Linked DNA regions of Homo sapiens: region 2 is linked to region 1. The links are chromatin loops, found by intact Hi-C in ENCODE. Cell type or tissue: sigmoid colon. All regions are shown on one strand. Each heading gives the region's core, and the rest is flanking DNA. Links, peaks and the distances in the headings are about the cores only.

Evidence for each region. Hi-C counts contacts between places; a loop is a spot of excess contacts. Peaks named below come from ENCODE experiments on the same cell type or tissue, not always from the same donor. Only the 100,000 strongest peaks of a DNase experiment are listed, where the experiment ranks them.
Region 2: a loop joins it to region 1, with 2.1 times the contacts of the local background. A loop is called at or near these places in 5 of 110 quality-filtered maps.

Annotation. Positions count from the first base shown.
Region 1 is chr16:29,672,104-29,688,961 of GRCh38, reverse strand. QPRT (quinolinate phosphoribosyltransferase) reads right to left here and starts at 9,782. Exons shown (of 4, transcript NM_014298.6): 1 at 9,752-9,782. The coding sequence starts at 9,764. RefSeq lists enhancers at 9,237-9,738, 11,277-11,776, 11,777-12,278, 12,697-12,966 and a silencer at 14,420-14,714. In sigmoid colon, for the core only: no CTCF peak of the experiment used is centred there; DNase peaks (open chromatin) are centred at 9,341, 9,911 and 14,571; H3K4me3 peaks cover 1,544 bases; H3K27ac peaks cover 1,510 bases.
Region 2 is chr16:29,719,800-29,735,073 of GRCh38, reverse strand. It overlaps the pseudogene RN7SKP127. Among named protein-coding and RNA genes, the nearest start is that of C16orf54, 19 kb to the left of the region's middle. RefSeq lists an enhancer at 14,118-14,620. In sigmoid colon, for the core only: a CTCF peak has its summit at 5,664 (motif pointing right); no DNase peak of the experiment used is centred there; H3K27ac peaks cover 632 bases; H3K27me3 peaks cover 358 bases.

The sequences.
Region 1 (16,858 bases), core at 6,844-14,843:
TAAAAATACAAAAATTAGCCGGGCATGGTGGTGTGCGCCTGTAGTCCCAGCTACTCGGGAGGCTGAGGCAGGAGAATCGCTTGAACCCAGGAGGCAGAGGTTGCAGTGAGTCAATATCGCGCCATTGCACTCCAGCCTGGCCAACAAGAGCGAAACTCAGTCTCAAAAAAAAAAAAAAAGAGAATAAAAACAAACAAAAAATTAGCCTGAGGTCAGGAGTTCAAGACCAGCCTGTCCAACATGGCAAAACCCTGTCCCTACTAAAAACACAAAACTTAGCTGGGTGTGGTGGCATGTGCCTGTAATCCCAGCTCCTCGGGAGGCTGAGGCACGAGAATTGCTTGAACCTAGGAGGCAGAGTTTGCAGTGAGCCGAGATAGCACCACTGTACTCCAGCCTGGGCGACAGAGTGAGACTCTGTCTTAAATAAATTAATAAACAAACAAATAAATAAAGTAACTTTGATGGGCTCACTCAGAGGTTCTGTCTATAGCCAAACCTCACTCAGGTTCCCTCAGCTCTTTTCCAGTTAGGCCTTGGACTTCCGTGTTCACCTCTGCATCGTCCAATTTTAGCAAGAATACTGCTAAGTCAGCTTAGCCAGTCCCTCATCCTCCACATCTGATTGCCCCCGATCCCTGATGGGGGTCCTCATTCTCCACTCTCCCCCAGGCGCTGTCTGACCACCTTGGCCTGCCCTCAGCAAGAATCCCTTTAGGTTGGTCTTGTCAGAATACCCCCAACCCCCAGTGCTTTCTCATGGTAATGTCCCATCCACTGCCCCCAACTCTGCTCGTTGGCTATAACCCCCATGGTGTAGAGTTCAGCCCAGTTCTGATCTAAGGTCACTCTTCCCCTACAGCAATAGTCTGGAATGCAATATGTTTTTGCTATTTTAACGACTGTCTAGTTCTGGTTTTCTTTGATCACTCTCCTGCTGAAAACTGACCTTTCATGGTTTCAGCTCCAGTTCTCTTGACTTTTTTCTTTCTTTCTTTTTGAGACAGAGTGGAATGCAGTGGTGCAATCATGGCTCACTGCAGCCTTGAACTCCCGGGCTCATGTGGTCCTCTCACCTCAGCCTCCTGAGTAGCTGCTCCACCATGCCAAGGTAATTTTTTTTTTTTTTAATAGAGACAGGGTCTCAAACTCCTGGCTTTTAAACATTTTTTTCTTTTTCTTTTTTCTGAGACAGTCTCACTTTGTTGCCCAGGCTGGAGTGCAGTGGCATGCAATGGAAAAGGGATGGACCCCCGAGCTTTGGCAATAAAAGTAGACTCACTGCAGCCTCTGCCTCCTGAGTTCTCCTGCCTCAGCCTCCTGAGTAGCTGGGATTACAGGCATGTGCCACCATGCCTGGCCAATTTTTGTATTTTAGTACATTTCTGTATTTTATAACAGCACGAGGAGGTCATTATTGTCATCCCTGTCACAGATTAGGAACCCAAGGCCCCTGAGGGTTGTCTCCAGTCCACAATCACTTAGTGACAAGTGGCAGAGCCAGGGCTGGACCTCAGGTGTGCGGCCCCAGAGCCTGGGCTCTGATTCACTGTGCTACGCAACCTCTCTGATGGGATAAGTATCCTAGCTCACATACTATGAAGCTAACCAATATAAAATTGCCAATATTTGGCCGTTTTGACCAATAAAAGCAGCACATTTATATGGTTCAGTATACGAAGCACTTGGATATAGCAGAAAACTCAATGGCCAGACACAGTCTTTGCCCATCGAGAGGAAACAGCCGTAGACTGTGATGATGGGGGAAGAACAGGAAGCACAGAGGGACCAGGATCTAACCTCCGGGCGTGTCTGTGAGGCCCCTGCTGAGGAAGTGATGTTTAAGGGAAGACCTGCAAGAGGAACAAGAGCTGAAGGGGGAGATTGGGGATGAGGATAAGGGAAGGGGCTTCCAGGCCAAGGCACAGTCCTGCAACAGCATAGGCTAAAGCCTGACAAGTAAGAGAAAGAGCTGCCCACGCTGTTGCCTCCATGCCTAGCAATTATTAACACCCCACACAGTGCAGGTGCTCAATGAGGATGTGTCAGAGAATCAGTGAAAAATGGAAAGAAGTTGCCAGGTGTGGAGGCTCATGTCTGTTAATCCCAGCACTCTGGGAAGCCAGGGTGGGAGGAAGACAAGGCCAGGAGTTGGAGGCTGGGCACAGTGGCTCACGCCTATAATCCCAGAACTTTGGGAGGCCGAGGCAAGTGGACCACTTGAAGTCAGGAGTTCAAGACCAGCCTGGCCAAGATGGTGAAACCCCGTCTCTACTAAAAATACAAAAAATAAAAAAAATTAAAAAAATAAAAAGCCGAGCGCCTGTAATCCCAGCTACTCGGGAGGCTGAGGCAGAGAATTGCTTGAACTTGGGAGGCGGAGGTTGCAGTGAGCCAAGATTGTGCCACCGCACTCCAGCCTGGGCGACAGAGCAAGACTGCGTCTCAAAAACAAAAAACAAAAGACTTTATGTTTGAAAGCCCTTAGGAACACTGTCTAGCACAGGGTAGGCGTGCTCGCGAAGAAAAGAAGCGTTTCTCAAGTGTGGTGGACTCATGGAATAAATGACTAGGTGTCTCTGAGGACCGGTGAGTGATGTTTGCCAGGCAGAGGTGTGGGGTGGGGCTGACATTTGGGGCTGAGAAAACTGATCTGTTCACCTGCAGACAGTGTCGGGGTGGGGGCAGTGTGGGATTCACAGGTGACATGGTGGGAGGAGAGGCCACAGGGAGAAAGAACTAAACTATTTAGCTGAGGAATTTGGCCAGATCGCAGAAGCCATCATAAAATTTCATTTTATTGGCCGGACACAGTGGCTCACACCTGTAATTCCAGCACTTTGGGAGGCCGAGGTGGGCCGATCACCTGAGGTCAGGAGTTCGAGTCCAGCCTGACCAACATGGTGAAACCCCGTCTCTACTAAAAATACAAAATTAGCCGGGCATGGTGGCACATGCCTGTAATCCCAACTACTCAGGAGGCTGAGGCAGGAGAATCGGTTGAACCCGGGAGGTGGAGGTTGCCGTGAGCTGAGATCCCACCATTGTATTCCAGCCTAGGCAACAAGAGCGAAACTCCATCTCAAAAAAAATTTTCTTTTCATTTTATTTTATTATTTTTAAGTAGAGACGGGGGGTCTCGCTATGTTGCCCAGGCTGGTCTTGAACTCCTGGGCTCAAGCAGTCCTCCCACCTCGGCCTCCCAAAGTGCTGGGATTACAAGTGTGATCCACCATGCCTGACCCATCACAGAATTTTAAAAGAGGGAGTGATATGATTATGGTTTTGCTCCAGAAGGGTCACTTCAGCCACCAACTGGAGACAGATTGGGAGGCAAAAGAAGGCTGAGGTAGTCTTGGCCAGACAAAAAGTAGGCTGGGCGCGGTGGCTGTCACCTGTAATCCCAGTGCTATGGGAGGCCAAGGCAGGAGGGCCACTTGAGGCCTGGGCAACATAGTGGGACCCTGCCTCCACAAATAATTTTTTTTTGTTTGAGACGGAGTCTCACTGTCGCCTGGGCTGGAGTGCAATGGTGTGATCTCAACTCACTGCAACCTCTGCCTCCCGGGTTCAAGTGGTTCTCCCGCCTCAGCCTCCCGAGTAGCTGGGATTACAGGCATGCAGCATCATCCCTGGCTAATTTTTGTATTTTTGTAGAGATGGGGTTTCACCATGTTGGTCAGGCTGGTTCTTGAACTCTTGACCTCAGGTGATCCACCTGCCTCGGCCTTCCAAAGTGCTGGGATTACAGGTGTGAGCCACTGCGCCCGGCCAACAAATAATTAATTTGAAAAAATATTTTCAAAAAAACCAAAAGAGATGGAGCCCTGAACTTTGACAGTAGCTCTGGGGTAGATTTGAGGGCTATTTCCAAAAGGGGATCTACCAGAATTAGTAGCTAAAGAGATGTGGGAGCCTTGGGCCTCTGGCCTGGGTAGCTGAGAGCTGGCAGAAGGAGTCATTCCAGGAGAAGAGCAGGCAGGGTGGAGGTGGGACAGCAGGAGGGGGCGGTGACCCCACTGAGTGCCATGGCGTGCCAGCCATGGCGTGCCAGCCGCGGGCACCCCTGTTCCCCTTTGTGCTCTCATCTGGAGCTCACCACAGGGATTCTTCCCATTTCACAAGAACAGAAGCTGAATCCCAAAGCGTTTCCTGAATCGTGGCCTGGTGAAACAGCTTAGCTTCTGCAGAGCTCGAGAGAAAGAACGGATTTGGTTTTGCAGAGGTTAAGGCTGAGGCGGCAGCAGGAGATGTGGATGGTGGTGCCCAGAGGGTGGTAGGGAATGGCTCTGGAGTTCAGAAGAGATGCTGCCGTGGCCAGGCGCGGTGGCTCACGCCTGTAATCCCAGCGCTTTGGGAGGCCGAGGCGGGAGGATCACGAGGTCAGGAGATCAAGACCATCCTGGTGAAAACGGTGAAACCCCGTCTCTACTAAAAATACAAAAATTGAACTCCGGGGCCAACATAGCAAAACCCCGTCTCTACTAAAAATACAAAAATTAGCCAGGCGTGGTGGTGGGCGCCTGTGATCCCAGCTACTCAGGAGGCTGAGGCAGGAGAATCGCTTGAACCTGGGAGGCAGAGGTTGCAGTAAGCCGAGATAGTGCCATTGCTCTCCAGCCTGGGCAACAAGAGCAAAACTCCGTCTCAAAAAACAAAAGAAAAAAAGAAAAAGTTAGCTGGGCATGGGGGTGCACGCCTGTAGTCCCAGCTACTCGCCAGCTACTCGGGAGGCTGCGGCTTGAGTCCAGGAGTTGGAGGCTGCAGTGACCTGTGATTGCACCACTGCACTCCAGCCTGGGTGACAGAGCAAGCCACGGTCTCTAAAATAAAATAATAAGATAAAGAACCCACAGGGCATGTCCAACAAAAAGAGAAGCATCATCAGGAGTGGGTACCTGGGAAGGAGAAGAGGGTTTTGGGAGGTGAGCAGAAGTAAATAGAAGGAAGACTGAGGATGGGGCTCTGCACTTAGCAACTGTGAGGCCTGTGCCAGAGCGGTTTTTGTGCCATGTGTCGGGGGCAGAAGCCACATTGTCATGCTCGAGGAGCGCACGGGAGGTAGGGAAGTGGGGGTGTTGGTGTGAACCACTCCTTTCAAGAGAAGTGGACACAGTGGGGCCTCTGCCTGGGCTGCACACCAGAATCACAGGGAGCTTTTCAAACTTTCAGATGCTCAGGCCCATTCCAACCCAGTGAACCAGAATCTCTGGGGGTAGTTTCCAGGGATCCAGGTTGGGGAAGAGCCAGCCCCCACCCTGCTCTGTGACTCAGATGCACATGAGGATCAAGAATCAATGCTCGGCCAGGGGCGGTGGCTCATGCCTGTAATCCCAACACTTTGGGAGGCCGAGGCAGAAGGATCGCTTGAGGCCAGGAGTTTGAGACCAGCCTGGGCAGCATAGTGAGAACCCATCTCTACAAAAACAATTTTAAAAATTAGCTGGGCATGGTGACACACGCCTGTAGTCCTAGCTATTCAGAAGGCTGAAGTGGGAGGATCCCTTGAGTCCAGGAGTTGGAGGCTGCAGTGAGCTATGATGGAGCTACTGCACTCTGGCCTAGGCAACAGGGTGAGACCCTGCCTCAGGGAAAAAAAAAAAAGAACCAATGCTCTCATAAGACCACATATTGGCTGGGCGTGGTGGTCACACCTGTAATCCCAGCACTTTGGGAGGCCAAGGTGGGCCTAAGATCACCTTAGGTCAGGAGTTCGAGACCAGCCTGGACAACATGGTGAAGCGCTGTCTCTACTAAAAAAATACAAAATTTATCCATGTGTGGTGGTGCACGCCTGTAATCCCAGCTACTCGGGAGACTGGGGTGAGAGAATCGCTTGAATCTGGGAGGCGGAGGTTGCAGTGAGCCGAGGTTGCGCCACTGCACTCCAGCCTGGGCAACAGAGTGAGATTCCATCTCAAAAAAAAAAAAAAAGAATCAGTCAGGTGTGGTGGCTCATACCTGTAATCCCAGCACTTTGGGGCATTTGAGACCAGCCTGTGCAATATAGTGAGACCCCTATCTCTAAATTAAACATTTTTTAATCAAAAAAATAAAGTTTCAAAGACTCTTAAAACATACTAACCAATCACAAAGTGTAGATTTTACTTAGATCCTAATTCAAACAAACTAAAAGCAAATTAGGCTATTTATGAAACCACTGGAATCTGGACATTGAATGTTTGATAACACCAAGGAAATTTTTAAAGTTTAGTTTTGACAATAGTATTGTGGTTGTAGTAAAAAGAAAAGTCTTTATCTTTTAAGAAAAAAACATGATGAGGCTGGGCGCAGTGACTTGCGCCTGTAATCCCAGCACTTTGGGAGGCCAAGGTGGGTGGATCACCTGAGGTGAGGAGTTCAAGACCAGCCTGGCCAGCACGGCAAAACCCATCTCTACTAAAAAAAAAAATGCAAAAAAATTAGCTGGGCATGGTGGTGGGCACCTGTATCCCCAGCTACTTGGGAGAGTGAGGCAGGAGAATCACTTGAACCTGGGAGGCAGAGGTTGCAGTGAGCCAAGATCACGCCATTATACTCCAGTCTGGGCAACAAGAGCGAAACTCCATCTCAAAAAAGAAAGAAAGAAAACATGCTGAGATGTTCACATATGAAAAGATTTGAGCCAGGCACGGTGGCTCATGCCTGTAATCCCAACACTTTTGGGAGGCTGAGGTTGGAGGATCGCTTGAGGCTGGGAGTTTGAGACCAGCCTGGGCAACACAGCAAGAACCCATCTCTAAAAAAAAAAAAAATTTATTTTAATTAGCCAGGTGTGGTGGCACACGCCTGCAGTCCCAGCTACTCCACAGGCTGAGGCAGGAGGACCACTTGAGCCCAGAAGTTGGAGGCTACAAACAGTGAGCTATGATTATGTTACTGCACACCAACCAGCCTGGGTGACAGAACAAGACCCCGTCTAAAAAACAAAAGAGGCCGGGTGCGGTGGCTCACACCTGTAATCCCAGCACTTTGGGAGGCCGAGGAGGCAGATCACAAGGTCAAGAGATCGAGACCATCCTGGCCAACATGGTGAAACCCTGTCTCTACTAAAACTACAAAATTAGCTGGACATGGCAGCAAGTGCCTGAAGCACGTGTAGTCCCAGCTACTCGTGAGGCTGAGGCAAGATAATCACTTGAACCTGGGAGGTGAAGGTTGCAGTGAGCCGAGATCCTGCCACTGCACTCCAGCCTGGTGACAGAGTCAGACTCCATCTCGAAAAAAAAAAAAAAAGAATCTGGATCTGCTAGCCTGGCCAACATGGTGACACCCCATCTCTACTAAAAATACAAAAATTAGCCGGGCATGGTGGTTTATGCCTGTAGTCCCAGCTACTCGTGAGGCTGAGGCAGGAGAATCGCTTGAACCCGGGAGGCAGAGGTTGCAGCGAGCCAAGATCATGCCACTGCACTCCAGCCTGGACAACAGGGCGAGACTCTGTCTCAAAAAAAAAAAAAAAAAAAAAGAATCTGGATCTGATGAAAATTATGGATCTCCTTCCCAGAAAAATGCGTAACCGTGTTCTCACAAAGACACACAATTTCACCTGCAAATTCTGGGGTTCATGAACTCCCCCAGAGCCCATCCCTGATCCCTCAGTAAAGAATCCTGGCTCTGAAGGAATCAGGTCGAGACCCCTTGACATCTGCTAAGGTATTTAATCTTCATTACAACCCCGTGAGACCAGTGCCACCAACTCCATTGTCCAGATGTGGAAACGGGCTTCTACAGGTTACAAAACTTGCCAGGGTTTCCACTGCTGCTGAGTGGCAGTCAGGATTCACATCCAGGTCGGCGTTGTTTCAAAAGAGAAAGACACAATGGAGATTGAAAGGTGTTTGGCGTGGCATCCTGCATGGGACCCCTGAGAGCTGGTTCCACAGTGGAGCCAGAGGGACCGGGTGTATGGGGCCAGCAGGCACCTCAAACATGGAGGAGGGTCTAAGCACCTGTGCCTCCCATCCTCTGTCCTCCCCACAACCTTCTGAGCAGGGAACTATTTATTTTCCTTTTTTTTTGAGATGGAGTCTCGCTCTGTCGCCCAGGCTGGAGTGCTGAGGCCTGGTCTCAGCTCACTGCAACCTCCGCCACTGGGGTTCAAGCAATTCTCCTGCCTCAGCCTCCCATGTAGCTGGGATTACAGGTGCGCACCACCACACTCGGCTAATTTTTGTACTTTTAGTAGAGACGGGGTTTCACCATGTTGGCCAGGCTGGTCTCAAACACCTGACCTCAAGTGCTCCACCCACCTCAGCCTCCCAAAGTGCTGGGATTACAGGCGTGAGCCACCGTGGCGGGCCAGAGCAGGGAACTATTATTGTCATTTTACAGATGGAAGAAAACGGGACTCTGAGAAGCCAGGACCCACCCATGGTCACACAGCCCCATCCCTGGTGGAGCCTTCTGAGCGTAGAGCATGGACCCCTGGGTTTGTGCTGGTGGAAGGGTTTACGGGGCGCCAGTTTAGTCAGCCACCCCTGTGTAGGACACCTATGGAACACCATAGGGGGCCTCTGAGGAGAATCACCTCCTTATTGCCATTGTGTCCCCAGGCCAGTGAACATGACCTGCTCTGCGGCTTTACACAGAATGCTCTGGGCTGAAACACTTCCTTGAAGCGTTGGAATGTGACCAGACATCCTGGCTCCTTGTAAAACCCACTCCCACCAGCTGCAGCCCAATAAGTTAAAGATTATCTTAGTTGGCCGGGCACGGTGGCTAACACCTGTAATCCCAGCACTTTGGGAGGCAGAGACGGGCGGATCACGAGGTTGGGAAATGAGACCATCCTGGCTAACATGGTGAAACCCCGTCTCTACTAAAAATACAAAAAATTAGCCAGGCGTGGCGGCGGGCGCCTGTAGTCCCAGCTACTCGGGAGGCTGAGGCAGGAGAATGGCATGAACCCGGGAGGCGGAGCTTGCAGTGAGCCGAGATCACGCCACTGCACTCCAGCCTGGGGGAAAGCGAGACTCCGTCTCAAAAAAAAAAAAAAAAAAGATTATCTTAGTAGTTAGACATATGCTTTGAGCTTAAAGGAAATTCACATAAACCACCACGGCTATACATCTTTCAAATGACGCGCACACCCCCACCTTCACCGTTTCACCCCGTACCATCTGCTTCTTAGATCAAAAGATTGTACTCAATAAATTATCAGGCAACCAGGGCTCTGCAGCCTTCACTTTAGCAACTGGCCCCCTGGGGCTGCTTTAAATCTTAACTTGTCTTTTCTCATTCCTTTGTTGCCACCGGACTTCATGGTTGGGGGTTGGGACTGATCACCCCAACAGTTTGCATACAGCTCCCTCCAGGCAGGGAATCACGGGACTCAAGCCCCCTCCCCCACCCAGCTGCAGAAGGGACAGGACTTTGTCTCTGCTTCTCCCGAGCTACCAGCGAGAGCAGAAGTCCATGCTGCTCCCCCAACCAGCCTCCCACTTCCGGCCCCCACTGCCCCCAGGAGACGCCACCTCCTCCAGGCCACCCTGCCCTTTTCTAGGGCTTAAGCCCCTTCCTTCCCCAGAGCTCCTTGGGGACTCAACACAGGAGAAAGAAGAGTGAGAAGGGGCCTCTGGGGGTTGAGCAAGGCTGCAGGGACATGGGGTAGGTAAGGGAGTCGATGGCGGGACCAGAGGAGAGATGACTCCAGAGGAGGCAACAAGGGGCTGAGACAAGCCAGGGTGGGGGCAGGGGTAGGCAGTGGGGGGATGGGTGCAGGGACATGGCAGAGAGAGTGTCCCTTTACCTTCAGCGTCCATGGTGACTTGCAGCTGTCTGGGCTGGTGTGTTGGCTGCTCAGGACCAAGGCTCCCAGAGGCCCCAGGCTGGGGGTGGGACTGTGGAGGGAGGGAGGGCCCATCAAGCTGTCAGCCGGCCCTTCCCAGGCTCCCCAAGCCTCCCTCCTGTCCTCTGCCAGGCCTGCAGATTCCTCAGCAGGCCCTGAAAGTCAGAGGAGGGGCTCTGATGGGGAACTCAGAAGCCCTGCCCCAGCCAGTGAAGGAGCCCGAGGCCCTGTTCTCACCCAACACCCAGCCCTCCTGGCCCTAACCCAGGGTCCAAGGCTGTGAATGTAAGCATGTGCTCCCTGGTGAGGGCAGGCAGGCATTTTGGATGGTGTGCTGGGAAAATCATGGGCCCTGGACCTGGGTTCAAATCCTAACTCCATCCTTTTTGATCTCAAGTACCTTTTTACCTTTTTCTGTGCCTCAGTTTCCTTAGCTTTAAAATGGCATAACAGGGCCGGGCACAGGAGCTCACGCCTGTAATCCCAGCACTTTGGGAGGCAGAGGCAGGTTGATCACCTGAGGTCAGGAGTTTGAGACCAGCCTGGCCAACATGGCGAAACCCCATCTCTACTAAAAATACAAAAATTAGCCGGGCATGGTGGCGGCCGCCTGTAATCCCAGCTGCTCAGGAGGCTGAGGCATGAGACTCACTTGAACCCCGGAGGTGGAGGTTGCAGTGAGTCGAGATCATGCCACTGCACTCCAGCCTGGGTGACAGAGTGAGACTCTGTCTCAAGATAAATAAATAAATTTATTAATTAATTTAAAAAACGGCATAACAGGCCGGATGCAGTGGTTCACGACTGTAATCCCAGCACTTTGGGAGGCTGAGGCAGGCAGATCACGAGGTCAGGAGATCGAGACCATCCCAGCTAACATGGTGAAACCCCGTCTCTACTAAAAAACCAAAAAATTAGCCGGGTGTGGTGGTGGGCGCCTGTAGTCCCAGCTACTCGGGAGGCTGAGGCAGGAGAATGGTGTGAACCCGGGAGGTGGAGCTTGCAGTGAGCCAAGATCATGCCACTGTACTCCTGGGCGACAGAGCGAGACTCTGTCTCAAAAAACAAAACAAAACAAAAAAACCCGGCATAACAGGCTGGGCACAGCGACTCATGCCTGTAATCCCTGTGCTTTGGGAGGCCAAGGCAGGAGAATCGCTTGAGGCCAGGAGTTTGAGACCAGTGTGGGCATCATAGAGACATACAGAGATCCCATCTCTCCCAAAAAAAGAAAAAAGAAAAAGAAATTAGCTAAGTACAGTGGTGCACACCTGTAGGCTGAGATGGGAGGATCACTTGAGCCCAGGAGTTCAAAGCTGCAGTGAGCCGTGATCGTGCCACTGCAGTCCAGCCTGAGTGACAGAGAGAGACCCTGTCTCTAAAGAAAAAAAAAATGTAATGGCATAACATCTACCTCATGGGTCCAACTGAGAATCAATGAGAAAACTCTGCAAATGAAACAGAGTAGGAACTCACCTAATATCCACTTCCCTTCCCTTCCCTCTTTCCAAGGAACTTTAAGGGCACAGACAGCTTAGAGCCCAGCTTCTGAACCAGAAAGTGGGGAAACCACCAGTCACCGGGACTGGGACTTCAGGCAAGTTCCTGTCCAAGAACTGCCAGGGCCTTTCTTTCTTCCTTTTTTTTTTTTTTTTGATGGAGTTTCGCTCTTGTTGCCGAGGCTGGAGCGCAATGGCGTGATCTCGACTCACTGCAACCTCCGCTTCCCGGGGTCAAGCGATTCTCCTGCCTCAGCCTCCCGAATAGCTGGGATTACAGGCATGCGCCACCACACCCGGCTAATTTTGTATTTTTTTTCAGTAGAGACGGGGTTTCTCTATGTTGGTCAGGCTAGTCTTGAGCTCCCGACCTCAGGTGATCCACCCGCCTCTGCCTCCCAAAGAGCTGGGATTACAGGCATGAGCCACCGCGCCTGGCCCAGGGCCTTCCTTTCTTCATTGGAAACCCTTCTTGCTACAGTTGCTCACAGGGACTGCTAGTCGCTAAATTCACTTGCATCTTCCCAGCCTTCTCCCTTTGCTTTCTCTGCCGCACCTGACTGCCGGGACTGGGGCTGGCGTGACGGATCGAGACACCCAAGGCACAAAATTTAGGGAGGCCTCATCCTCCAGCTCACTTTTTTTTTTTTTTTTTTTTTTGAGACAGGGTCTTGCTCTGTCACCCAGGCTGGAGTGCAGTGGCACAATCTTGGCCCACTACAACCTCCACGCCCCAGGCTCAAGTGATCCTCCTACCTCAGCCTCCTGAGTAGCTGGAACCACAGGCGTCTGCCACCATGCCCAGCTAATTTGTGTATTTTTAGTAGAGAAGGGGTTTCACCGTGTTGGCCAGGCTGGAGTCGGGCTCGCTTATCACCCCAGCACCTTGCTGGCCTTGATTCAGTCCTGGGCCTGTTTCTGAGGCTGCAGTGAGCTATGCAGTGAGCTTTTTTTTTCTTTAGAGACAGGATCTCCAAATGTCATTTTTCTCCTGGTTAATTTTTTTTTTTTTGGATACAGGGTTTTGCTCTGTCACTCAGGCTTAAGTGGAGTGCAGTGGCCCAATCAAAGCTCACTGCAGCCTCAAACTCCTGGCCCCAAGCCTCCTGAGTTGCTGGGACTGTATGTGCATGCCTCCACCCTAGGCTAATTTTTTATTTTTATTTTTTGTACAGATAGGATCTTGCTATGCTGCCCAGGCTGGTCTCAAACTCCTGGCTTCAGGTGATCCTCTTAAAGGCTCTTTTCTATCTTTTGCAGGTGCTTCTTCCTACATCCAACCCTCAGATTTTGGTGTTGCTTCAGTGTGGCAGAGACTGTTTCCCTTTTCCTTCTGGGTACCCTACTAAACTACATTTCCCAGCTTCCTCTGCACTGAGGCAGTCTTGTTCTGGCCAATGGAGTGTGAGCAAAAGATATTTCCAGACCTGACCCTAGAAGTCTTCACAGGATCCTATTCTGCCTCTCCCCTCCCATTAGCTGGTCAAAAGCAGACCACTCCAAGGCCCTAGGAGGATGACAGAGCCACTAGATGGAAGGAGACTGGGTCCCGGAATAATGTTGTGAAAGGTCATGCTCCAGATGTCAGGAATTGACTGTCATAAGAAGGAAAAAACTTCTTTTGAGTTATACCGCTGAGATGTGGGGGCACTGTTTCTTACAGCAGTTAGCCTGCCCTGACTATTACACTCAGATTCTCTCTACAGCTCTCTTCTCAATCTACCCAGTGAATGATATAATTTATGTATCTATCTATCTGTATCACTATTTATTTATTTATTTATTTATTTATTTTTATTTTTATTTTTTGAGAGGGAGTCTCACTCTGTCACCCAGGCTGGAATCCAGTGGTACAATCTCGGCTAACTGCAACCTCCACCTCCCGGGTTCAAGTGATTCTCCTGCCTTAGCCTCCCAAGTAGCTGGGATTACAGGCGCATGCCACCATGCCCAGCTAGTTTTTGTTATTTTTGGTAGAGATGGGGTTTCGCCATGTTGTTCAGGCTGGTCTCGAACTCCTGACCTCAAGTGATACACCCACCCTAGCCTCCCAAAGTGCTGGGATTACAGCCTTGAGCCACTGCATCCAGCCGACTCTTAAATCTATATCTTCTATCCTGAGTTCCCTCTCAAGCTCCAGGCCTCTATTCTGTTTTTGTTTTTGTTTTTGAAACAGGGTCTCACTGTGTCACCCAGGCTAGCGTGCATTGGCATGATCACAGCACAAAGCAGCCTCAACCTATAGGGCTGAAGTGATTCTCCTGCCTCACCCTCCTGAGTAGCTGGGACTACAGGTGAATGCCACCACGCCCATCGAACTTTTTTATTTTTAATAGGGACAGGGTTTCGCCATGTTTAAAGGCTGAAGCAATTCTCCTGCCTCGGCCTCCCAAAGTGCTGGGATTACAGGTGTGAGCCACTGCACTTGGCCAATAAATCTATTTCAAACCCAACCTCTTTCACCTTCCAGACTGCCACTGTATCCAGCGTGGGCTAGAATAATATTATCATTTCACACTTCCTCAGAACATCCTCCTGGATGACCAGGTCAACTCAAAGGACAGAACTGGGCCAGGCACTGTGGCTTGTGCCTGTAATCCCAACAGTTTGGGAGGCTGAGGCAGGAGGATCACTTGAGGCCAGGAGTTTGAGACCAGCCTGGGCAACAGAAATTTGTTTATGAAAATAAACAAATAAGGCCAGGCGCGGTGGCTCATACCTGTAATCCCAGCACTTTGGAAGACCAAGGCAGGCAGATCACCTGAGGTCGCGAGTTCGAGACCAGCCTGGCCAACATGTTGAAACCTCGTCTCTACTAAAAATAGAAAATTAGCCGGGCGTGGTGGCGCGCATGCCTGTAATCCCAGCTACTTGGGAGGCTGAGACAGGAGAATTGCTTGAACCTGGGAGGCAGAGGTTGCAATGAGCCAAGATCGCACCACTGCGCTACAGCCTGGGTGTCAGAAGCAAGACTCTGTCTCAAAAATAAATAAATAAATAAAACTATTCTTTGTGCATGAATTTATTCATCCCTCCATTCAGTAAACATATACTAGGTAGCTACCGCATGCTGGGCCCTGGGCTCTGGAAACACAAAGAGGACATGTGGCCTTGGAGGGGCTCACACACTGGTGATGAGTGTCACCCTCACATCACTACAGCCGGGTTATTCATGCTGTCGCAAGGGGTGCTGCAGGAGTGGAGAAGGAACACAAAGTCTGCGTGGGGTGGGGCAGCGAGGGCAGCTGCACAGAGCCCGTGACAGTTGAGCTGAATCTTAATGGTTGAGGAAGAGTTGGCGGGAAGTCAAGGCATTTATTGTGAGCCAGCGTGGGGAGGGCTGGCTTCAGGCCGAGCTCAGGCAACTCGGGGGAGTCGGCGGTTCTCTCCAAGGCCAACGCAGAGCCTGTACGGCTTGCCTGGGACCCTGGTTCAGCTGGGCTGGTGATGGTGCAGTGGGGCAGGCAGGCTCTGAGCTCCAGACTGGGCTGAGCACACAGGCACCTGCTTGCAGCTCATTTTTGGGAGCAAGTTGATTGTCTCCAAAATAACCTGAGTTTCCATTGTCTAATGGCCCTGCCCCAAACCTCCCAGAACTAGGTGGTCACCACTGGGTGGGCTCCTTAGCCTAAATAGCCTTTTAAGTTTCGAAGATTTTCTCTCTACTTTTGTTTGGGTCTGCTTTTGTTACTACTTTGGGAATTTAGAAACTTTTGATTATATTCTTCTCTCTCTCTCTCTCTTTTTTTTTTTTTTTTGGAAGACAGGGTCTCACTCTATTGCTCAGACTAGAGTGCAGTGGCAGTGGCACAATCATAGCTCACTGCAGCCTCGACCTCTCTGGTTCAAGCTGTCCTCCCACCTCAGCCTCCCAAGTAGCTGGGACTACAGGTGTGCATCACCAGGCCCAGCTAATTTTTTTCTTTTTTTGAGAGATGGGGTCTCGCTATGTTGGCCAGACTGGTCTCGAACTCCTGCGGTTAAGCAATCCTCTCACCTCAGCTTCCCAAAGTGCTGGGATTACAGGTGTGAGCCACTGCGACCTGTGTTGTTTTGTTGATAGTGTTGTGTGATCTGTCTCCTGCCACACGAGTCTGAGCTTGGTGGCTCAGAGATGGGGTCTGTTTCTGTTCTGTTCCCTCTGCCCAAGGGCTGAGGGCTCACAGCTCACAGGAGTCACCTCTACCCGCAGCCCTCAGGTAGCCCGTCCTCCCTTCCCCGGCTTCCCCTTCCCACTTGAACATGGTCAAGGGTCAGAAATGGGGATGCAGGCCAGGTGCGGTGGCTCACGCCTGTAATCCCAGCACTTTTGAGAGGCTGAGGCGGGAGGATCACTTGAGCCCAGCAGTTCAAGATCAGCCTAGGCAACATGGTGAGAACCCATCTGTACAAAAAATACAAAAATTAGCTGGGTGCCGTGGCGTGTGCCTGTGGTCCCAGCTACTTGGGAGGCTGAGGGGGGAGGATCACTTGAGCCCAGGAGGCGGAGGTTGCAATGGGCCGAGATCGCACCATTGCACTCCAGCGTCAGCGACAGAGGAAGACCTTGTCAGAAAGAAAGAAAGAGAGAGAGAGAGAGAGAGAGGGAGGGAGGGAGGGAGGAAGGAAGGAGAGGAAAAGCGGGTGGAAATGTACATTTTCAGAAATGGAATGTCCTTAGAACCATATATTAGGGCCCATTTCCTGTCTGCAAAAGTGAACTCCATTCGCAGATTTCTCAAGACCTTCCCCATCCAAATCTTGCCATCTGGATTTTTCACTTTGGATGACAAGGCTTTATTTGTAAACATGATCTTAATGTGTACTTTTGAGGAAAAAAAAGGAAACATTTTAAAGTATAAGATGAAATATAATACAGTGCGTGTGTGTGTGTGTGTGTGTGTGTGTGTGTGTGTGTGTGAATTCTGTTATTTAAGACTGCTGGCCGGGCGCAGTGGCTCATGCCTGTAATCCCAACACTTTGGGAGGGTGAGGCGGGTGAATCACCTGAGGTCAGGAGTTCAAGACCAGCCTGGCCAACATTGTGAAACCCCGTCTCTACCAAAAATACAAAAATTAGCTGGGCATGGTGGCATGTGCTTGTAGTCCCAGCTACTCGGGAGGCTGAAACAGGATAATCACTTGAACCCGGGAGGTGGAGCCGAGATCGCGCTACTGCACTCTAGCCTGGGGAACAGAGCAAGACTTTGACTCAAAAAAAAAAAAAAAAAGAAAAGAAAAAAAAGGAAAATCTTCAATGTGCTGATAATTAACTTTTGCAAAACAGGAAAAAATGTTATTTTACTGTCTGGAAAAAATAAATATTTTGAACATGTTAAACTACCCTTCTTCACCCCTCTCCTCCAAATAAAGTGTGTGGCATATTTAGGGAGCAACAGGAATTTGATGGGGCTGGATAGCACAGACTGTCTGTAACAAGGGCTGACCGGGCAGGGGTGGTCAGAGGAGAGATAGGGCCAGGTCCCGAGGGGCTTATATGCCACGCTAAGGAAGGAGGGTTCCACCCTGACAGCCTTGGGGATAGAGGAATATCACCTAGACAGAGCAGCGTTTTATTTTATTTTTAAAT
Region 2 (15,274 bases), core at 2,551-10,550, 50 kb before region 1:
CATCCATCTTCCTCCCTCCCACTACTTCATCTTGGCTAATTCTTACTCTTTAGGTCTCAATCTAGCTGTCACTTTCTAGGGCTGTCTTCCTCATAGGCAAAACTAGTAGAAAATGAGGCTATCTGTAAAGTCTAATGTGGACCATGTGTCATTAGGAATGCCCTAGGCTGCAAGTAGCAGAACAGTGACTAAAGCAATGAAGTCATAAAGTATGGAGAGCTGATACACGGAGCATGGTGGAATGGTGGGTTGGAAAAAGTTTAGGGGCCAGGCACAGAGGCTCATAGCCTGTAATCTCAGCACTTTGAGAGGCCAAGGGAGGAGGATCACTTGAGCCCAGGAGTTCAAGACCAACCTGGACAACATGGCAAAACCCCATCTCTAAAAAAAGAAAAAACAAAAATTAGCCAGGCATGATGGCGGTCACCTGTAGTCCCAGCCACTCAGGAGGCTGAGGTGGAAGGAACACTTGAGGCTGGGGGCGGTCAAGGATGCAGGAAGCTGTGATCACATTATCACACTATTTCACTACAGCCTGGGTAACAGAGCGAGAGATCCTGTCTGAAAAAAAAAAAAAAAGGCAGGGCATGGTGGCTCATGTCTATAATCCCAGCACTTTGGGAGTCCAAGGTGGGTGGATCACTTTGGTTTTCTTTGTTGTTGTTGTTTTGAGACAGAGTCTTGCTCTGTCACCCAGGCTGGAGTGCAGTGGTGTGATCTTAGCTCACTGCAAACTCTGCCTCCTGGGTTCAAGCGATTCTCATGCCTTGGCCTCCCAAGTATCTGGGATTACAGGCGCATGCCACCACGCCCGGCTAATTTCTGTATTTTTTAGTAGGGACGGGGTTTCACCATGTTAGTCAGGCTGGTCTCAAACTCCTGAGCCTCCCGAGTAGCTGGAATTACAGTGCATGCCACCATGCCTGGCTAATTTTTGTATTTTTTGTAGAGATGGGGGTTTTACCATGTTGCCCAGGCTGGTCTCAAACTCCTGACCTCAAGTGATCTGCCCGTCTCGACCTCCCAAAGTGCTGGGTTTACAGGCATAAGCCACCGTGCCTGGCCTTTGAAATATCCTTTATAATAACCAAACTGGTAAACATGTTTCTCTGAGTTCTGTGAGCCACTCTAGCAAGTTAATGTCACCCAAGGGCAGGGCCGGGAGAACCCTGATTTATTAGCCAGTTGGTTAGAAGTGCAGGTAAAAAAACCTGGGGCTTGCAATTGGCATCGGAAGTCAGGGGCAGTCTTGTGGGATGCAGCCCTCACCCCGTGAGATGTGACGCTATCTCCAGGTAGATGATGTTATAATTGGATTAAATCAGTGGACATGGCCGGGCGCGGTGGCTCAAGACTGTAATCCCAGCACTTTGGGTGGCCGAGGAGGGCAGATCACAAGGTCAGGAGATCGAGACCATCCTGGCTAATACGGTGAAACTCCGTCTGTACCAAAAACACAAAAAATTAGCTGGGCGTGGTGGCAGGCACCTGTAACCCCAGGTACTCCGGAGGCTGAGGCAGAGGAATCACTTGAACCCGGGAGGCAGGGGTTGCAGTGAGCCAAGATTGCACCACTGCAATCTCACTGGACGACAGTGAGACTCCGTCTCAAAAAAAAAAAAAAAAATCAGAGGACACCCAGCTGGTGTCTGCAGTAGAACTGATTGCTTGTTTGGTGTGTGATATGGTTTGGATCTGTGTCCCTGCCCAAATCTCATGTCAAATTGTAAACCCTAGTGTTGGAGCTGATGCCTGGTGGGGGGTGATTAAATTGTCAGGGTGGTTTCTCATGATTTAACATGGTTTAACACCATCCCCCTTGGTTCTGTCGTCGTGAGAGGGAGTTCTTGTGAGATCTGGTGGTTTAAAAGTGTGTGAAACTGGCCGGGTGCGGTGGCTCATGCCTGTAATCCCAGCACTTTGGGAGGCCGAGACAGGTGAATCACCTGAGGTCTGGAGTTTGAGACCAGCTGACCAACATGGTGAAACCCCAGCTCTACTAAAAATACAAAAAATTGGCTGAGCGCAGTGGCTCACGCCTGTTATCCCAGTACTTTGGGAGGCCGAGGCGGGTGGATCACGAGGTCAGGAATTCAAGACCAGCCTGACCAACATGGTGAAGCCCCGTCTCTACTGAAAATAAAAAAATTAGCCGGGTGTGGTGGTGCGCCCCTGTAAACCCAGCTACTCAGGAGGCTGAGGCAGGAGAATCACTTGAATCTGGGAGGCAGAGGTTGCAGTGAGCCGAGATCGAGCCACTGTACTCCAGCCTGGGAGACGGAGTGAGACTCCATCTAAAAAAAAAAAAAAAAATTAGCCAGGCATGGTGGCACAAGCCTGTAAACCCAGCTACCTGGGAGGCCGAGATAGGAGAATTGCTTGAATCTGGGAGGCGGAGGTTGCAGTGAGCCGAGATTGTGCCATTGCACACCAGCCTGGGTGACAAGAGCAAAATTCCATCTCAAAAAAAAAAAAAAAATGTGTGTGTGACACCTACCCCTTCACTCTCTCTCTTGTTCCTGCTCTGGCCACGTAAGACGTGCCTGCTTCCCCTTTACCTTCTGTCATAACTGTAAGTTTCCTGAGGCCTCCCCGGAAGCTGAGCAGATGCTTTCTTTACAACCTGCAGAACCGTGAGCCAATGAAACCTCTTTTCTTTATAAATTACCCAGTCTCAGGTATTTCTTTATAGCAGTGTGAGAATGGATTAACGCAGTGTGCAACCCACACACATCTGACGTCAGAAGCAGGCTGTGAGAGTTTCAGGAGAAACTGAGCTTGTGGTTTGTACTCATTTATTTTAGAAACCAAACTTGAAACTGAAAAATCTAAAACACAACTTAGTAATATAATAAATTATGAAAACATTCTATCATAAAAACAAATGTGGGGTCGGGTGTGGTGGCTCACGCCTGGATTCCCAGCACTTTGGGAGGCTGAGGCAAGCAGATCACCTGAGGTGAGGAGTTCAAGACCAACCTGGCCAACATGGTGAAACCCCATCTCTACTAAAAACACAAAAAATTAGCCGGGCATGGTGGGGCACATCTGTAATCCCAGCTACTCAGCAGGCTGAGGCAGGAGAATCACTTCAACCGGGCAGGCGGAGGTTGTAGTGAACCAAGATCGCACCATTGTACTCCAGCCTGGGCAACAAGAGTGAAACTCTGTCTCAAAACAAAACAAAACAAACACAAATGTGGGCATTTTAAGTAAAATGAGAATACTCCTTTTGATGTGATGTTAGCCAAATCTTTGGTGAGTTTTTTTGTTGTTGTTTTTTTTCTTTTGAGATGGAGTCTCGCTCTGTCGCCCAGGCTGGAGTGCAGTGGTGCGATCTCAGCTCACTGCAAGCTCTGCCTCCCGGGTTCACGCCATTCTCCTGCCTCAGCCTCCCAAGTAGCTGGGACTACAGGTGCCGGCCACTACGCCTGGCTAATTTTTTGTATTTTTAGTAGAGATGGGGTTTCACCGTGTTAGCCAGGATGGTCTCGATCTCCTGACCTCATGATCTGCCCGCCTCGGCCTCCCAAAGTGCTGGGATTACAGGCATGAGCCACTGCGCCCAGCCTGGTGAGTTTTATAACTTCCCTTTCTCTGCCCACCTCCAACCTAGCTATTGGATTTCTCTGTTGAACAATGTTAGCACTTCACTAAAGACTGCTGCCTGGATGTGAGGGCGATCTGGCTGCAACATGTTACCCCACTGATCGCCAGGGTTGATTCAGCTGACCTGGCTGGCTAGGTGGGTGTCCCCTTCCTCCCTCACTACTCCATGTGCAACCTCCTGAAGCTGTGCACTCCGTTAAAGAGGACAACCATCCCCGATAGACAAGGACCAGTCTTCGGTCAAGGGCATACAAGTAGCTGTGCTCCCCTGCTAGACCCTCCCAACAAGCTCTCAAGACTGCTGTCTGCCAATCTGTATCCAGAGTTGGAAAAAAGAAAGAAAAAAAAGAACTTGTCCCAGAGTGTTCCTTACTGAGTTATAAATTAGTTGTAATTTGGAAAGGGAACATTCTGTGGTAGATAGTGATTGAAAATTCAAAGATCAAAATATTAAAGGATGTATATTCTGAGAAAACTTGCATTCACATTGTAGTTTTACTTTTGTTTTTGTTTGTTTTGAGACAGGATCTTGCTCTGTCGCCCAGGCTGGAGTGCAGCGGTGCGATCTTGGCTCACTGCAGCCTTGACCTCGTGTGCTCAAGCAATTCTCCCATCTCAGCTGGGACCACAGGTGCACGAAACCATGCCCCAGTAATTTTTAATTTTTTGTAGAGATGAGTGTCTCACTGTGTCACACAGGTTGGTCTTGAACTCCTGAGATCAAGCGATCCTCCCATCTCAGCTGCACAAATTACTGGGATTACACGCCTGGCCCAGAACAAATTTTAAAAAAAGTTATGTGTGTTTTTCAATATCTCATGACGCAACACTACAGAACAACATATATATATATGTATATATATATAAATCTATCTCCCTATAAAAGCCAAACAAGACAAGCCTGGGCCACATGTGGCTCATGATCTGTCAGCTGGAGGTGTCTTCTTTTTTTTTTTTTTTTGGAGACAGAGTCTTGCTCTGTCACCCAGGCTAGAGTGCAGTGGCGTGATCTCGGCTCACTGCAACCTCCACCTCCCAGGTTCAAGTGATTCCCCTGCCTCAGCTTCCTGAGTAGCTGGGATTACAGGTACTCGCCACCTTGCCTGGCTAATTTTTGTATTTTTATGTTTTAATATTTTATTTATTTATTTATTTATTTTGAGATGGAGTCTCACACTGCCGCCCAGGCTGGAGTGCAGTGGTACGACCTTGTCTCACTGCAACCTCCACCTCCTGGGTTCAAGCGATTCTCCTGCCTCAGCCTTCTGAGTAGCTGGGACTACAGGTGTGTGCCACCACGCTTGGCTAACTTTTTGTATTTTTGAGACGGGGTTTCACCGTGTTAGCTAGGATGGTCTTGATCTCCTGACCTCATGATCCACCCACCTTGGCCTCCCAAAGTGCTGGGATTACAGGCGTGAGCTACCATGCCTGGCCAATTTTGGTATTTTTAGTAGAGACGGGGTTTCACCATCTTGGCCAGGCTCGAACTCCTGACCTCGTGATCCAGCTGCCTCGGCCTCCCAAAGTACTGGGATTAAGGCATGAGCCACCGCACCCGGCCTGTTGGCGGTATCTTCTAAGCACAACTGGGGGCGGTCATGGCATTCAAGACCAGCCTGGGCAACGTGATGAAACCCCTTCTCTACAAAAAATACAAAAATTATCTGGGTGTGGTGGCAGGTGCCTGTAATCCCAGCTACTTGGGAGGCTGAGGCAGGAGAATCGTTTGAACCTGGGAGGTGGAGGTTGCACTCCAGCCTGGGCAACAGAGCAAGACTCCGTCTCAAAAAAAATAAATAAATAAAATAAATAAACATAATTGAACAAGCTCCCTTGGAAGTTCCCTGAAGTGGCTGTAGAGGGACCCTCCTTATCTTGGCCTTTGGTGGTGAGAGCTGGGGAGCCTGTACTCAGATGGCCTTAAATCAGGGTGTCTCTCCGACCTATGTGCTATTAACATGTTGGGACAGCTGATTCTTAATCGTTGAGAGGCTCTCCTGCATGTCCTAGGATACTTAGTGGCATTTCTGGCCTCTATCCACTAGGTGTCAGAAGGATCCCCCTAGCTGCCATAACCAAAAATATCTCCCGACATTCCCAAATGTCCTCTGGGTGGGGAGAAGGGAACAAAACCCACCTAACTGAATGAAGCATTTTAACCAATTAACAGACCTGCCCGCGGAGCCTGCAGCCAGTTCAGGAAAAGGCCTCCTGTGGAACCAGACTCACCCGGCTGCAGGGAGATCCACATGGGTCTCCTCTTCATTTCGGTGCCACCAGAGAGGATTAAGATGAATAGCAGATGGTTGGGTGCAGTGGCTTACTGGGAGGCTGAGGAGGGTGGATCACCTGAGGTCTGGAATTCGAGACCAGCCTGGCCAACATGGTGAAACCCCATCTCTAGTAAAAATATAAAATTAGCCGGGCATGGTGGCACATGACTGTAATCCCAGCTACTCGGGAGGCTGAGGCACGAAAATTGCGTGAACCTAGGAGGCAGAGGTTGCAGTGAGCCAAGATCACTGGGCTGCAGGTGGCACTCCAGCCTGGGCAACAAGAGCAAAACTCCATCTCAAAAAAAAAAAAAAAAAAAAAAAAAAAGCCTGGGCGCAATGGCTCATGCCTGTAATCCCAGCACTTTGGAAGGCTAAGGCGGGTGGATCATGAGGTCAGGAGATCAAGACCATCCTGGCTAACATGGTGAAACTCCATGTCTACTGAAAATACAAAAAAATTAGCCGGGCGTAGTGGCAGGCACCTGTAGTCCCAGCTACTCGGGAGGCTGAGGCAGAAGAATGGCGTGAACCCAGGAGCTGGAGCTTGCAGTGAGCTGAGATCACGCCACTGTGCTCCAGCCTGGGCAACAGAGCAAGACTCTGTCTCAAAAAAAAAAAAGAAAGGAAGAATAGCAGAACACTAGCCCTGGAGGAAAGGAATGAATAAGATAATGCACCACGAACCAAGAAGAGGCTTCCAGGAAGATGCTGCAATTGGAGAACAAGACAAAGTTCTGGAAGTCACAAATACGACGGACCAAATTTAAAAATCCATCACAGCCTGGGAAACATGGCAAAACCCCATCTCTACAAAAAATAAAATAATTAGCCGGGCATGGTGGAGTGCATCTGTACTCCCAGCTACTCAGGAGGCTGAGGTAGGAGGATCACTTGAGCCCAGGAGGTTGAGTCTGCAGTGAGCTGAGATTGCACCACTGCACTCCAGCCTGGGTGACAGAGTGAGACCATGTCTCAAAAATTAATTAATTAATTAAGTTAAATAAAAAATTAATCAAAGGAAGGTACGGGTGGAAAAGTTTTGAAACACCTCTCAGGATGTAGAGCAAAATGCCAACAAAAAAGAAAGAAAAGAAAGGAAAATATGAAAGAAAAGAGATGGAGAATCAATTCAATCCATATTTGTTTAACAGAAGTTCCAGAAAGAGAGAACATAGCTGGACGTGATGGTATGGGCCTGTGGTCCCAGCTGCTCGTGAGGCTGGGGCAGGAGGATTGTTTGAGCCCGGGAGGTTGAGGCTACAGTGAGCCGTGATGGCACCACTGCACTCCATCCTGGGCAACACAGCATGACCTTGTCTCAAAAAACAAAAACAAAGAAAAAACTCAGAAAGAGAGAACAGAGAAAATGAAGGGGTGGGAACAACAAAAGAAGATTCCATTTGATTGAGAGATATTTCAAGCAGAGGAGTCTCTGCAAGTGGTCCTCACCTCAGCGTCCCCTGGAATCACCTGAGGAGCTTTGAAACCACTGATCCCGAGATTCCTGCTTCCAGCCAAGATGGAGTCACGTGGGCTGGGTCCGCCCTCCTGTCTGAAACAATCACCACCACCACAGTGACAAAAACAGACCCAATACATGGAACAACAGTGTTCAAAACGCTGAACATCAAGCAATGAGAGAAAGTAACAAAAGCAATGAAATCCCAGAGAGAAAGGACATCAACAGTCCTTTTAGGACTGTGCAGTTTACTGCTTCGAGAGCGTTTCCAAAGTGTGGGGCAGGGCAAGGGGGATGTGGGTTGTTGCAGCCCAGAGGATTCGCAGAGTTGAGGAAATGGAGTGGCTGAGTCCGAGGAGACCACAGCAGCTAGAGCTTAGATAATGGAACACCTACAAGACAGAGGTGCACAGAGAGAGTACCCCAGAGGACTTCAGAGGATTCAGCAAAGAACTAATCAGCACATGTGTGTGAAGAAACTCTCCAAGGCCAGGGAAAGAACCAGCTGAAAGGATTCGAGGAAACAACGCCCAAGATTCACACGAGGTAGGGCCAGGACCTCTTCCCACTGGCCAGCTGGAAAAACTGATCATTCGCTAGGCATGGGGTAGAGTGCTCAGGAAGATCTTGTCTCAGTAATGGGGAATAATTAAACCTAGACTTCCGGTGCAGTGGCTCATGCCTGTAATCCCAGCACTGTGGGAGGCTGAGATGGGTGGATCACTTGAGGTCAGGACTTTGAGACCAGCCCAGGCAACACAGCAAGACCACATCTCTTAAAAAGGCCGGGCAGGCACGGTGGCTCACACCTGTAATCGCACTGTGGGAGGCCAAGGTGGGCAGATCACTTGAGGCCAGGAGTTCAAGAGCAGCCTGGCCAACAGGGTGTAACCCACTCTCTACTAAAAATACAAAAATTAGCCAGGCATGGTGGCGTGTGCCTCTAGTCCCAGCTACTCAGGAGGCTGAGGCAGGAGAATCAGTTGAACTCCAGAGGCAGAGGCTGCAGTGCACCAAAATGGCACAACTGCCCTCCAGCCTGGGCAACGGTGAGACTCTATCTAAAAAAAAAAAAAAAAAAAAAAAAATTAAGCCTACACTGAGCATTAATCTGGACCTGTCTAACAAATCATAAAGATTACACAAATATTTGGTGTTCTACAAGGTAAAATTTACAATGTCTGATAAGCAATCAAGGATTACCAAGCATAAGGAAAAAATTAACAGAATGAAGTAATAACTTACAGATTGGGAGAAAACATTTGTAAGCAATACATCCAATAAGGTGTTAATACCCAAAATATATAAGAAACTCAAAAAACTCAGAGTGAAAAAAACAAATAAGCTGATTTAAAATGGGCAAAGGACCTGAACAGATATTAAAAAAAAAAAAGACACAGAAATGACCAACAAATATATGAAAAAATGTTCAACAGCACTAACCACCAGGAAAACGCAAATTAAAAGCACGATGAGATATCACCTGTTGGTGCTGGTGTTGGTGAAGATATGGAGAAAAGGGAACCCTTACCCACCGTTCGTGGGAATGTAAATTATTACAGTCATTCTGGAAAATTATATGGAAGTTCCTCAAAATATAGGCTGGGCGTGGTGGCTTGCATCTGTAATCCCAGCACTTTTGGGAGGCTGAAGTGGACAGATCACTTGAGCCCAGGAGTTTGAGACCAGCCTGGACATCATGGTAAAACCCCCGTCTCTGCAAAAAATACAAAAATTAGCCAGGCATGGTGGCATGCACCATAGTTCCAGCTACTAGGGAGGCTGAGGTGGAAGGATTGCATGAGCAGGGAAGAGGTGGAGGTTTGCAGTGAGCCAAGATAGTGCCACTGCACTCCAGCCTGGGTGATAGAGCCAGACTCATTTAAAACAACAACAACAACAACAACAAAACGAAAAAACTAAAAGTAGACTTACCAAATGATCCAGCAATCCCACTTCTGGGTGTATATCCAAAGGAACTGAAAAATCAGTGTGTCAGAGATATCTGCATTTCCAGGTTCACTGCAGTGTTATTTACAACAGGCAAATCATGACATCAACCTAAGCATCCATCAGCAGATGAAAGGATAAAGAAAATGTGGCCAGGCGCTGTGGCTCACGCCTGTAATCCCAACACTTTGGGAGACCAAAGCAGGCAGATTACTTGAGGTAAGGAGTTTGAGAGCAGCCTGACCAACATGGTGAAACCCCCATCTCTACTAAAAATACAAAAATTAGCTGGGCATGGTGGCAGGCGTCTGTAATCCCAGTTACTTGGGAGGCTGAGGCAAGAGAATCGCTTGAAGCTGAGAGGCAGAGGCTGCAGTGAGCCGAGATTGCACCACAGCATTCCAGCCTGGCTGACAGAGTGAGACTCCATCTCAAAAACAAAAAACAAACAAACAAAAAACAGGCTGGACGTGGTGGCTCACGTGTATAATCCCAGCACTTTGGGAGGCTGAGGCGGGCAGATCACCTGAGGCCAGGAGTTTGAGACCAGTCTGGCCAACAGGGTGAAACTCTGTCTCTAATAAAAATACAAAAATTAGCCGGGCATGGTACGGTGCACTCCTGTAATTCCAGCTACTTGGGAGGCTGAGGCACGAGAATTGGTTGAACCCAGAGGGGCGGAGGTTGCAGTGAGCCAAGACCAAGTCACTGCACTCCAGCCTGGGTGACAGAGCAAGACTCTGTCTCAAAAAAAAAAAAAAAAAAAAAAAAAAGAGATGAAAAGACAGAAAAGATAAAGAAAATGTGTATATATACACATTTGAATAGAATACCATTCAACTTTAAAAAGAAGCAAGAAGCAAATCCTGTGATTTGCAACTACATGGATGAAGCTGGAGGACATTATGCTGAGTGAAATGAACTAGGCCCAGAAAGACAAATACCGCATTCTGGCATGTTCTCACTTAAATGTGTAATCTGAAATAATTGAACTAATAGAAGCAGAGAGTAGAATGGTAGTTAGCAGAAACTGGAGGTGGGGAGGAAACGGAGTGACTTTGGTCAAAGAGTACAAAGTTGCAGCTAGACAGGAAAAAATGATGAGTATTTAAGATGATAAACGTGTTAATTAGCTTGATTCAATTACTCTATGCTGTATCTATATATCATAACAGCATGGTGTACCCCATAATTGTACATGATTAAAATTTATAGAATGCTTTTTAAAAATTGGAATATGAAGATGAACTTCAATGGCAAAAAAATTCTTTTTAACCCAGAAGATGAGATTGGTTTAAAAGCTCCCCACTTTTAAGAAAAGATTACCAGGCAGGCAAAGAGGCAGAAAACATGACCATATTAAGAAGAATAATCAGTTAATGGAAACCAACCTAGAACTGACACAAATGTTACAATGAGCAGAAAACATTAAAATAGTTACTATAACTGAATGCCATATGTTAAAAAATTAAGTAGCGATAAGGAGATACAAAACAAAGGCCCAAGTCAAGCATCTAAAAGATTACAATGTCAGAGATGAAAAGTACAATAAATAGGGTTGATAGTAGATTAGATATTGCAGAAGGAAGCCTTAGTGAAGTTGAAATCATAGCAAAAGAAATCCAAAATGAAACGCAGAGAAAAAACAATTTTTTTTTTTGAGACAGGGTCTCACTCTGGCTGGGGTGCAGTGGCACCATCTCGGCTCACTGCAGCCTTGACCTCCTGGGCTCAAGTGATCCTCACAGAAAAAAAAACAATTTTTTTTTAAGACGGAGTGTCACTCTTGTCTCCCAGGCTGGAGTGCACTGGCGCAAGGTCTCGGCTCACTGCAATCTCTGACTCCTGGGTTCAAGCGATTCTCCTGGCCCAGCCTCTCAAGTAGCTGGGATTATAGGCATGTGCCACCACACTCGGCTAATTTTTGTATTTTTAGTAGAGACAGGGTTTCACCATGTTGGCCAGGCTGGTCTTGAACACCTGACCTCAAATGATCCACCCACCTCAGCCCCCCGAAGTGCTGGGATTATAGGCGTGAGCCACAGGGCCAGGCAGAAAAAACAATTTTAAGAATGAAAAACATGGCTGGGCACAGTAGCTCACACCTGTAATCCCAACATTTTGGGAGGTCAAGGCATGAAGATCACTTGAGGCCAGGAGTTTGAGACCAACCTGGGCAACATAGCTAGACTCCATATCTACAAAAAAGAAAAAATTAGCCAGGTGTGATGGTGTGCACCCGTAGTCCCAGCTACTTAGGAGGCTGAGATGGGAGGATTTCTTGAGCCTAGGAGGTGAAGGTTGCAGTGAGTTATGATTGTGCCACGGCACTGCAGCCTGGGTGAGAGTGAGACCCTGTCTGGAAAGTAAAAAGAAAACCACATCAGTGAGCTGTGGAATAACTTTATGCAGGCTAATATGTGAGTAATTGGAGTTGAAGGAAAGGAGAGATAGAGGGGCACAGAAAAAATACCTTAAGGACTAATAGCTTAACAGTTTCCAAATTTGATGAAAATCATAAATCTACACATCCAAGAAGCTCAACAATTCTCTAACACAAGAAACTACACCAAAGCACATCATAATCAAATTGCTCAAAGCCACTGATAAAGTGAAAATCTTAAAGTAGCCAGCATCTAGGTGCGGTGGCTCATCCTTGTAATCCCAGCGCTCTGGGAGGCCAAGATAAGAGGAGTTCAAGACCAGCCTGGGCCACATAGCAAGACCCTTGTCTCTTCTTTTCTTTTTTTTTTTTTTTTTGGAGACGGAGTCTCACTTTGTCGCCCAGGCTGGAGTACAGTGGTGCAATCTCGGCTCACTGCTGGCTCGGCCTCCCAGGTTCACGCCATTCTCCTGCCTCAGCCTCCCCAGTAGCGGGGACTACAGGTGCCTGCCACCACGCCTGGCTAATTTTTTGTATTTTTTAGTAGAGACGGGGTTTCACTGTGTTAGCCAGGATGGTCTCGATCTCCTGACCTCGTGATCCACCCACCTCGGCCTCCCAAAGTGCTGGGATTACAGGTGTGAGCCACCGCGCCTGGCAGCAAGACCCTTGTCTCTACAAAAAAAAAAAAAAAAAAAAAAATAGACCGAGTGCAGTGGCTCATGCCTGTAACCCCTGCACTTTGCAAGGCCAAGGTGGACTGATCACTTGAGGCCAGGAGTTTGAGACCAGTCTGGGCAACATGGAGAAACCTTGTCTCTACTAAAAATACAAGAATTAGGCCAGGCACAGTGACTCACACCTGTAATCCCAGCACTTTGGGAGGCCAAGGTAGGCGGATCACCTGAGGTCAGGAGTTCGAGACCAGCCTGACCAACATGGAGAAACCCCGTCTCTACTAAAAACAGAAAATTAGCCGGGCATGGTGGCGCACATGCCTGTGATCCCAGCTACTTGGGAGGCTGAAGCACGAGAATCGCTTGAACCTGGGAGGTGGAGGTTGCAGCCGAGATCACACCATCACTGCACTCCAGCCTGGGTGAACAGAATGAGATTCTGTCCCAAAAAAAAAAAAAAAGAAAAAGCCTGATGTGGTGGCGTGTGTCAGCTAGTTGGGAGGTTGAGGCAAGAGGATCACTTGAGCCCAGGAGTTTGAAGCCAGCCTAGGCAACATTATAATGAGACCCCTATCTCTTAAAAAAAAAAAAAAAAAGGGAGGGGGGTTAAGAGAGTGGATTAGTGTGGGCGACAAGCCACCCAGGCGCCGAGGCAAGAGACAGAGGACACGAGCTGTTCCAGTATAATAAAATATAAAACAAGAATAGTTATACCAGATATAGATCTTAGATATGATTATATATGAATATCATTAATCATTAGTTTGTAGCAATTACTTTTTATTCCAATATTATAATAATCTTCGCTCTATAATCATAGCCTAGGAAAAACCAGGCCATACAGAGATAGGAGCTGAGGGGACATAGCGAAGTGTGACCAGAAGACAAGAGTGCGAGCCTTCTGTTATGCCCGGACAGAGCCACCAGAGGTCTCCTTGGTCTAGTGGTGACGACAGCGTCTGGGAAGACAGACGCCCGTTGCCAGGCGGACTGTGGTCCATCGGTAGCGTAAGTGTCAAGGGAAAACACCCACTACTTAGCAGACCGGGAAAGTGGGGGGAGGGGTCTCCCTTTCCCCGGGGGAGTTTAGAAAAGACTCTGCTCCTCCACCTCTTGTGGAGGGCCTGACATTAGTCAGGCTCGCCCGCAGTTATCCAGAGGCCTAACCGTCTCCCTGTGATGCTGTGCTTCAGTGGTCACACTCCTAGTCCGCCTTCATGTTCCATCCTGTACACCTGGCTCTGCCTTCTAGATAGCAGTAGTAAATTAGTGAAAATACAAATAGTCCCTGATATGCAGAAATAATGGCATAAGCTCTCTTTCTCTCTGTCTCCTCTCCTTCTCTGCCTCGGCTGCCAGGCAGGGAAGGGCCCCCTGTCCGGTGGACACATGACCCACGTGACCTTACCTATCATTGGAGGTGACTCACATTCTTTACCCTGCCCCTTCTGCCTTGTATCCAATAAATAACAGCGCAGCCAGACATTCGGGGCCACTACCGGTCTCCGGGCATTGGTGGTAGTGGTCCCCCCGGGCCCAGCTGCCTTTTCTCTTATCTCTTTGTCTGTGTCTTTATTTCTACACTCTCTCGTCGCCGCACACAGGGAGAGACCCACCGACCCTGTGGGGCTGGTCCCTACAGATTAGTGGTTGGCAGGGCTAGGGAAGAGAGGGGAATGGGCAGTGACTATTCGGCATAGAGTTTCGTTTTGGGTTGATTAAAATGTCTGGATAGTGGCATAGATTGCACAACTTTGTGAATATACTAAAAACCACTGAATTGTACTCTGTTTTTTTAGATAACATCTCACTCTGTTGCCCAGACTGGAGTACAGTGGTGCAATCATAGCTCACTGCGTCCTTGAACTGGGCTCAACCAGTCCTCCTGCTTCAGCCTCCACAGTAGCTAGGACTACAGGCACAGCTAATTTTTTTTTTTTTTTTTTTGAGACAGAGTTTCACTTTTGTTGCCCAGGCTGGAGTGCAATGGCGCCATCTCAGCTCACAGCAACCTCCGCCTCCCAGGTTCAAGCCATTCTCCTGCCTCAGCCTCTGGAGTAGCTGGGATTACAGGCATGCGCCACCATGCCCGGCTAATTTTGTATTTTCAGAGACGGGGTTTCTCCATGTTAGTCAGTCTGGTCTTGAACTCCCAACCTCAGTTGATCCGCCCGCCTTGGCCTCCCAAAGTGCTGGGATTACAGGCATGAGCCACCGTGCTCAGCCAGGCCCAGCTAATTAAAAAAAAAAAAAAAGTGTGTGTAGGCTGGGCGCAGTGACTCACGCCTGTAATTCCAACACTTTGGGAGGCCGAGGCGGGTGGATCACGAGGTCAGGAGATCGAGACCATCCTAGCTAACACAGTGAAATCCTGTCTCTACTAAAAATACAAAACATTAGCCGGGCATGGTGGTGGGCACCTGTAGTCCCAGCTACTGGGGAGGCTGAGGCATGAGAATGATTTGAACCCGGGAGGTGGAGCTGGCAGTGAGCCTAGATTGTGCCACTGCACTCCAGCTGGGGAGACAGAGCGAGACTCTGTCTCAAAAAACAAACAAACAAACAAACAAACAAACAAAAACGAGTGTGGTGGCACACGCCTGTAATCCCGTCTACTCAGGTGGCTGAGGCAGGAGAATCGCTTGCACCTGGGAGGAAGAGGTTGAGTGAGCCGAGATCATGCCACTGCACTCCAGCCTGGGCGATAGAGCAAGACTCCATCTCAAAAACCAAAACAAAACGAAGGAAGGAAGGAAGAAAGTGAGGGAGGGAGGGAGGGAGGGAAAAATTATCAGAATTAATAAGTTACTTTGGCCGGGCTTTGTGGCTCACACCTGTAATCCCAGCACTTTGGGAGGCCGAGGTGGGTGGATCACGAGGTCGGGAGTTCGAGACCAGCCTGGCCAACATGGTGAAA